3 separate regions of the Homo sapiens genome follow, and all the other regions are linked to region 3. Evidence: chromatin loops called from intact Hi-C (ENCODE). Cell type or tissue: PC-3. All regions are shown on one strand.

Region 1 (2,500 bases), 130 kb after region 3:
CAGCAGGGACCCTAAATCCATCAGAGTTGGTCATTGCACTTTATTTACAGGGCAAAAGAAAGTTCACCCACAGACTCCATGTGACTCCACATTTAAAACATCTTTCATATTAATAAACTGTATTTCAAAAATAAGTTCTGTTGCTGTAAACACCATTAACACTCAAATTTATATCTCAGCCCTAAACTCCAGCCTATTATATCCAACTACTCCTTTGATATCTATTCTTGGATATCAAGTGTAACAATCTAAAACAGAAAGTCTGGCTTCCCTTACATAGACTACCTTGTTCCTCAAGCACTAGATGGAACTAGGAGAAATCTTTGATTTCTCTCAGTCCATCCTGATTCACTCCTATGGTCTGAATGTGTTCCTCTAAAATTTAAATGTTGAAACCTAACCCCCAAGGTGATGGCATTAGTAATAGAATTTGGGGATGTGATTAGATCATGATGGTAGAGCCCTCATGAACAGCATTCATGCCCTTACAAAAGAGGCCTGAGGGAGCTTGGCTTTTTTCTTCCACCATGTGAGGACACAGGGAGAAGCAGAAGCCTGTAGCCTGGAAGAGGACCTTCCAGAACTTGACCATGCTGGCCCCCGATCTTGGACTTCCCAGCCTCTAGAACTGTGAGAAATATATTTCTGTTCTTTATAAGCTACCCAGTTTATGGTATTTTGTCAAAGCAGCCTGAATAGACTAAAACAGTCATACAAAATTTATTTGATTTTATTTTAATTTTTAGATGGAGTCTCACTCTGTCGCTAGGCTGGAGTGCAGTGGCGCAATCTCAGCTCACTGCAACCTCCACCTCCCAGGTTCAAGTGATTCTCCTGCCTCAGCCTCCCAAGTAGCTGGGACTACAGGCTCATGCCACCACGCCCAGCTAATTTTTGTATTTTTTTTTTTAGTAGAGAGGGGGTTTCACCATGTTGGCCAGGATGGTCTCGATGTCTTGACCTCGTGATCCGCCCACCTTGGCCTCCCAAAGTGCTGGGATTACAGGCGTGAGCCACCGCACCTGGCCAAGATTTTTCTTTTCTTCATGATACAATCAATCCTTGTTGTTTGTGGATTCCATGTTTGTGATTTTGCCTACTATCTAACATTTTTTGTGACTCAAAACTCAATACTAGTAGAGTTTTCACAGTCACTCATAGGCGTGTGCAGGGTGGTAAAAATTTGAATCACTCAATGGGCATATTCTCAATTCAGTATGAACAAGGCAACACTCTGCCTTCTTGTTTCTGCTCGCATATTACAAACAAGGATCCTTTTGTGGTCCATTTAGTGCCACATTCTTCACATTTTTGTGCTTTTTGGTGGTCATTTTACTGTTGAAAATGGTCCCCATGGGTAGTGCCAAAGTAATGTCTAATGTTCCTAAGCATTAGAAGGCTGTGTGATGTACCTTTTGGAAAAAATACATGTGTTAAATAAGCTTCATTCAGGCATGAATTATAGTGCTGTTAGTCATTAGTTCAATATTAATGAATCAACAATATATTTTAAATAAGATGTCTTTAAACAGAAACACACATAAAACAGTTATGTATTGATGAGTGTTCCGACGAGAGGTTCACAGGAACTAACTCTATTTCCCCTAGGGGTAACGATTCAATATTTGCTAACTCAGTGTTCCTGGTGACTTTCCAGAACACAACTACCTTGAATAACAAGAATTGACCATAGTTAGCACTACCTAAAATCATCTTATTTAGTCTGCTTACTTGCATATTGTTTGTGAACTGTGTATCTCCAGCATGAACGGCCACACCTGATATACAATATGTACCAAATAAATAGTTTTTGACTCAATGGTTGGATTTACACAAGTCAATCACACCCTTGGATAGTAAGCTTAGCTCTTGCCAAGTATCTGAGATCATTAGTAATAAGCAGGGAGTTTGGGCCCATTAGAGTGGGGTACTGGCATCTGGAGAACCTTCAGAGAAGGCAGATTAGCATAGCAAACTTCGATATAGAGCCAAGGCAGGCAAAAAGCTGGGACAGTGTGGCACACAAGGCCAGGTTCTCTGAGTTGCCTCCCTTGAGGACAGGGAAGCATCTCCCCTAGTCAAAGAGGACAGTTTGCTGAGGGCACTAAGGAGAGGGGACAACAGGGACTACATAAACCTGTTGTTGCCAGGTTGCCTAGCCTGCTTAGATGACACTGTGACACTGCTGACATCACTGATAGATGACTATCACTACAAGTCTCTTTACCTTTATGAAGGAAATCCAGTTGGCTTTCTTTTTCAGGGTCATTCTGGGTCCTGCCAAACCCAAATTATCTGCTTTAGCTATTCCAGCTTCACAGTCTGGAAACATTTGCAATCTCTGTTGCTCCATGAAGACGCTTTGAAATTTTTGGGAAACCTAAACAGGATGAAGTGAGAAGTGGAATCCAGAAAAAAAGTCTCAGAGAGTGGGCAATTTCAAAAACAGCTACTGGTTGTCTTTGAAATAGCCTTGGAATCAAACTAATTTATAAAACAC
Region 2 (2,500 bases), 79 kb after region 3:
GTGAACAACACACATATTAACAATACTTAAATTCAGAAAAATAATGATATGAATGCATTTGATTGGTGATGTTTAAATTCAATTTTGTTCTTTCTGCTTTTACTAGAATTCTCTGTGATTTTATATTATTTTGATCACTGTAAAATAAAATCAATTTTTACTTTAGGCAGGAGGGGATAGGAGGCCAAGGCAGACCTATAGAGCAGACAGTTTTGGCAGTGGGGGGCCCATGAAAGTTTCTTTGTCACACAGCAAGAACGCACACAGAATGAGGTCAAATTGGAAACCCAGGGGTAAACTTGACAGCCTTAACAGAAAAAGAAAATCATTAAAATCCAACTACAAACACCATATAAATCATTAACCCACAATTTTAACCATGGAGCAGTAGAGCTGAAAGGGGCTTCAGAGATCATCGAGCTCACCTCCACCTACCTCCCCTACCAAGTACACAAACATAGTTTTACAAAAAAAGGAAAGTGAGGTCAGAGAGGCTAAGATATATGCTCAGAGTCACACAGCAAGTTAATGGCAGGACTGAACTTGAATTCAGATCCCTGACTCCTTACTCAGTGCTTTCTGTCTTCTACCAGATCTTGACAAAAAGAACACATTTAGGAAGTGTCTTAGTGGAAAGAAAATATATCATTTTTAATTAAAATGTATTTGTTAAAATATAAATAATAAACCAGAAAACATTTCCCACATACCCATGTATATCACCTTTTAAATTTTAATTGTAGCAGTATGTTTATAAATGAGAAACTTTGACCCAATCCCCCAAAAAATGACATAAAAATGTTGACAAGGCCTATGACTGAGCTCTGTCTCTAGCCAAATAATGGGGGAATAGAGCCAAACAGAAAAACAAAGCTAAATAGTAACACCTGGAAAAAAACATTCTCCTTGCCAAGGACCCAACTACCCCCTTCAAAAAGAACTTACATCTTTCTGGAGCTGTGTACTGTACCAGGCCTCAGGCGTGGCTGGGGTGAGCCACAGGTCCAGGGCCAGCTGCAGGACATGTCGCTCCAGGGAGGCAAGGCCACTGGCTGATGTGGGTCTGCAGGCATGGCAGGCCTCTTGGAAGAGATGCTCTAGGGCTTTGGGGATAAGTGCTGCCAGGCTGAGGGAAGGGTGGAACTCCAGCAGATAAACATTTTTTGAAGCTGGGCTTGAAGAAAAGAACAACAAATGACAATTTTACACAACAAACTTAATCTGTTTCCGAAGATATTTGAATTTTATATTTTTAAAGACCAATAAAACAGCTTCTATATGTCCAGTGCATTATGAAAAACTGAGAGCTCAGAGGGACCTCAGAGTATGAGAACCAACAGGGTTGCATGACATGTTCTTTGTTTAATGTGAACCTTTCAAAACGGAAAGACACAGATGTATATTCTAGAAGCTCAATAAGAATAAGACTATACAGGCCGGGCACAGTGGCTCACACTTGTAATCCCAGCACTTTGGGAGGCCGGGCGGGCGGATTACGAGGTCAGGAGATCGAGACCATCCTGGCTAACACGGTGAAACCCCGTCTCTACTAAAAATACAAAAAAAATTAGCCAGGCGTGGTGGCGGGCGCCTATAGTCCCAGCTACGCAGGGGGCTGAGGCAGGAGAATGGCGTGAACCGGGAGGCGGAGCCTGCAGTGAGCCGAGATTGCGCCACTGCACTCCAGCCTGGGTGACAGAGAGAGACTCCGTCTCAAAAAAAAAAAAAAAAAGACTATACAGCAAAACTGTCAATAATCAATATTTACTCAAATATATAACAAAATAGCTCAAAAGTGACTACATAAAAAACAAATAATTTCCATGGTTATTAGTTTCTATTTTTCATCTGAATCTTTATCTCTGCTCTCCTAGAATGTTAATGGACAAAGACAATTTTTAAATGCTGTATGTAACTGCTGGAATCATTCAAATTGACTGTAAGGGTGTTATATTTCATAAATGGATGAGGCCAGAAGCAAAAAAAAAAAACTCATCTGTGGGTTATTTCTTTAGATATAAAGGGTTCAGCACAAGTCGAGGGTCCTTCTATACCTACACAGAACTGAAGAACATTGTAACTCCCTTTACATTGATGCAAATGGTATCTTTCTTAGTCCCGAATCTTTAAAAAAAAAAACAAAAAACAAAAAACAGCCTAAAGTCTGGAAAGGAATCTCACCAAGCAAATAATACTTGCTTTTGAGACTATTCTGGCAGGTTTTAGTATCCATATAACCCTAGCCTGTTCTGCCAAAAACCATTTCCTGAACAGTAAATGTTTGCCATAGCAAGCTGCACACACACAGCTGGTGTCTCAAGTTTATTACAGAGAAGAAATCAGTCCTGTGGAAGGTCTATGGGGAAAATGCAGAGTTTTGAGCCCGGGGCTCTTTCTCAAAAAATGAGAATCTCCCCTATTTGGTCCCGTGATGCCCTGCCTGCTCCCAAGATAATACCATAACCCATTATGGCAATTTCTTACACAAAGTCTGCCTTTA
Region 3 (2,500 bases):
GCCCTTTTCAGTTAGAGAAAAATACTTCAACTGTCTTGGCCTCCATTTCCAAACTGGCCTCCCCTTGACACCTCAGCCCAAACATCCCTTTTCTTTTTTGGAATGCATTTTATTTTATTTATTTATTTAGTCTGAGACAGAGTTTTGCCCTTGTTGCCCAGGCTGGAGCGATCTTGGCTCACCGCAACCTCCACCTCCCGGGTTCAGGCAATGCTCCTGCCTCAGCCTCCCGAGTACCTGGGATTACAGGCATGCTCCACCACACTTGGCTAATTTTGTATTTTTAGTAGAGACGGGGTTTCTCCATGTTGGTCAGGTTGGTCTGGAACTTCCGACCTCAGGTGATCCACCCACCTCAGCCTCCCAAAGTGCTGGGATTACAGGCGTGAGCCACCGCGTCTGGCCTGGAATGCACCTTAACTGGCATCAAAAGAAAACAAGAAACAACAACAAAACTCCCCAAAGTAACAACAAAAACAGAACAAAACAAAACCAGTACAAAATAACAAAAGCGACCAAAAAACTCAAGAAAAAAAAATGCACCCTAAGGAGGGTTGCTCACCAAAAGTGAAAGCACACTCCTTGGTGTTCCTGCAGTGGACCTTCACTGACGGGACTTCTACAGGTGACACAAGCAAATGACTCTAAGGCATCCCATAGCTGGCTAGCCCTGAGAGTGTGGATGTGAGAAATGGAGAAGAGAACCTTTTAATAGGAAATGACCTACCTGGCCAGCACTGTCTTCAGGTGGACCCTGGCCTCTTTGTGTAGCATCTAATTCCTGGGCAGGAGAAAGCAGTACACAACCAAACTCTAACATTTAGTCTTCCAACCATGGCTCAGGTCAGTACAACACATTCCAAACACCTCCTATTTGTGTTAATGGAGCCCCATTTTGAGAACCTTAGGCTGTGCCTGGAGCTGAGACTGTGTGAGTTGCCCCACTGGACTTCAGGATGCCTAACACAGCCTCAAAAGACAACATTGACTTCCAGGTACCCACACTGATGCCAAGAACTGAGTAATGGGGATAGCCCAAAATAGGGGTGGCTCCAAGGCTCGTTGTTCATCATTTCAATGCTTCATTTGGTGTTTTGGCTAGTGGTTTAGACTTTTGAACTTTTCTAAGGTATAAACTAAAATCACACTAAATCTCTGATGCAATCTACCTTCACAATAGTGGGCAGCCCAGGGCAGGAGGACTGACTCTTCCATCCCACCAGCAGGCTCATATTTTAAGGAAGTCTCCCAGTGAGACTGACCCATGACATGCATCCTGAAGAGAGAGTTTACTCAAGGATCCTGGCTTCTTTCCCAGACCAGGAACAGCGCACGGTGCCTTGTGTTTGCTGAGGGTGGAAAGGACAGCTATGTACCTTCCCCTGCAGGGCCAGCCCCTTTGTTGCTCACCTTTCGTATTCTCCACTGGACACTTCCCAAGCACATAACCTAGTGTGCAACTGAGAATACCAGAGCCCAGGAGAATGATTGAGCCAATGAGTAGAGAGATTTGAGGGTACCATTCACCCTCAGTTCTGGCATAAGAACCACTGTATGTATCCCAACCCCCTCAGTTTTACTTTTCTCTTCTGAGTGCCTCCTGAGCCTCCCTGCCCATGCCCATTCCCCACTGCAGTTCTTCTCTCTCTGGGAACCTACTTGCTCTTTCTGGCTGAGCCTCTGCCTAGCATGATGCAACACATGCTCATAGCACATGGAGTAGGTCTCAAAGTTGCTGCATTCTCTTGCCATCACATCACAACCCAGGGAAAGGAGGCAGGCCTCAAGGTGATCTTTCCTGAAAGTGATCTGAAAGGAAAGAGGCATTCATTATTCACAGCCACTCCAGCAGTGCAGCCTCATCATGCCAGGGCCCCAGGCACTCTTTGCCTTGGCTCACAGACCCACTTTTGTTTCTCCTCTATATCCAACCATGGGCTCTAGCCTTGCAAGCCTCTCTTTCAAGTCAGCTTTGAACATTTGTAAGGACACGAGGACAATGGAAGCCCACATAGCGCATGTCAAAACATTGAAAGGTTATAAATCAAACTAACAAAATATCAGAATGAAATGTTTAATTCTCCTACCTTGAAAAACAGACCTGAAAAATGACCTGGAAAGCCAGATTTGAATTTATTATTCCTGGACTACTCTGAGTTTTTTTGTTTTTTTTGGTTTTTTTAGACGGGGTCTCACTCTGTCGCCCAGGCTGGAGTGCAGTGGTGTGATCTCAGCTCACTGCAGCCTTCACCTCCCAAGTTCAAGCAATTCTTCCACCTCAGCCACCCAAATAGCTGGGATTACAAGGGTGCACCACCACACCCGGCTAATTTTTGTATTTTTAGTAGAGATGGGGTTTCACCATGTTGGCCGGGCTGGTCTCAAACTTCTGATCTCAGGTGATCCAGCTGCCTCGGCCTCCCAAAGTGCTGGGATTACAGGTGTGAGAGTCACCCGGCCGACTACTCTCAGTTCTATGCTGTAGTGTGGTGACCTGGGG

What was found. A loop is a pair of places that touch in the nucleus more often than their neighbours do. Peaks named below come from ENCODE experiments on the same cell type or tissue, not always from the same donor. Only the 100,000 strongest peaks of a DNase experiment are listed, where the experiment ranks them.
Region 1: a loop joins it to region 3, with 7 times the contacts of the local background. A loop is called at or near these places in 1 of 110 quality-filtered maps.
Region 2: a loop joins it to region 3, with 3 times the contacts of the local background. A loop is called at or near these places in 1 of 110 quality-filtered maps.

The regions. Positions count from the first base shown.
Region 1 is chr6:109,203,595-109,206,094 of GRCh38, reverse strand. It overlaps the pseudogene CCDC162P. Among named protein-coding and RNA genes, the nearest start is that of CEP57L1, 110 kb to the right of the region's middle. In PC-3, no CTCF peak of the experiment used is centred here; a DNase peak (open chromatin) is centred at 1,454; H3K27ac peaks cover 2,500 bases.
Region 2 is chr6:109,256,220-109,258,719 of GRCh38, reverse strand. It overlaps the pseudogene CCDC162P. Among named protein-coding and RNA genes, the nearest start is that of CD164, 120 kb to the left of the region's middle. In PC-3, no CTCF peak of the experiment used is centred here; no DNase peak of the experiment used is centred here; H3K27ac peaks cover 677 bases.
Region 3 is chr6:109,335,677-109,338,176 of GRCh38, reverse strand. It overlaps the pseudogene CCDC162P. Among named protein-coding and RNA genes, the nearest start is that of CD164, 46 kb to the left of the region's middle. In PC-3, no CTCF peak of the experiment used is centred here; a DNase peak (open chromatin) is centred at 1,326; H3K27ac peaks cover 2,321 bases.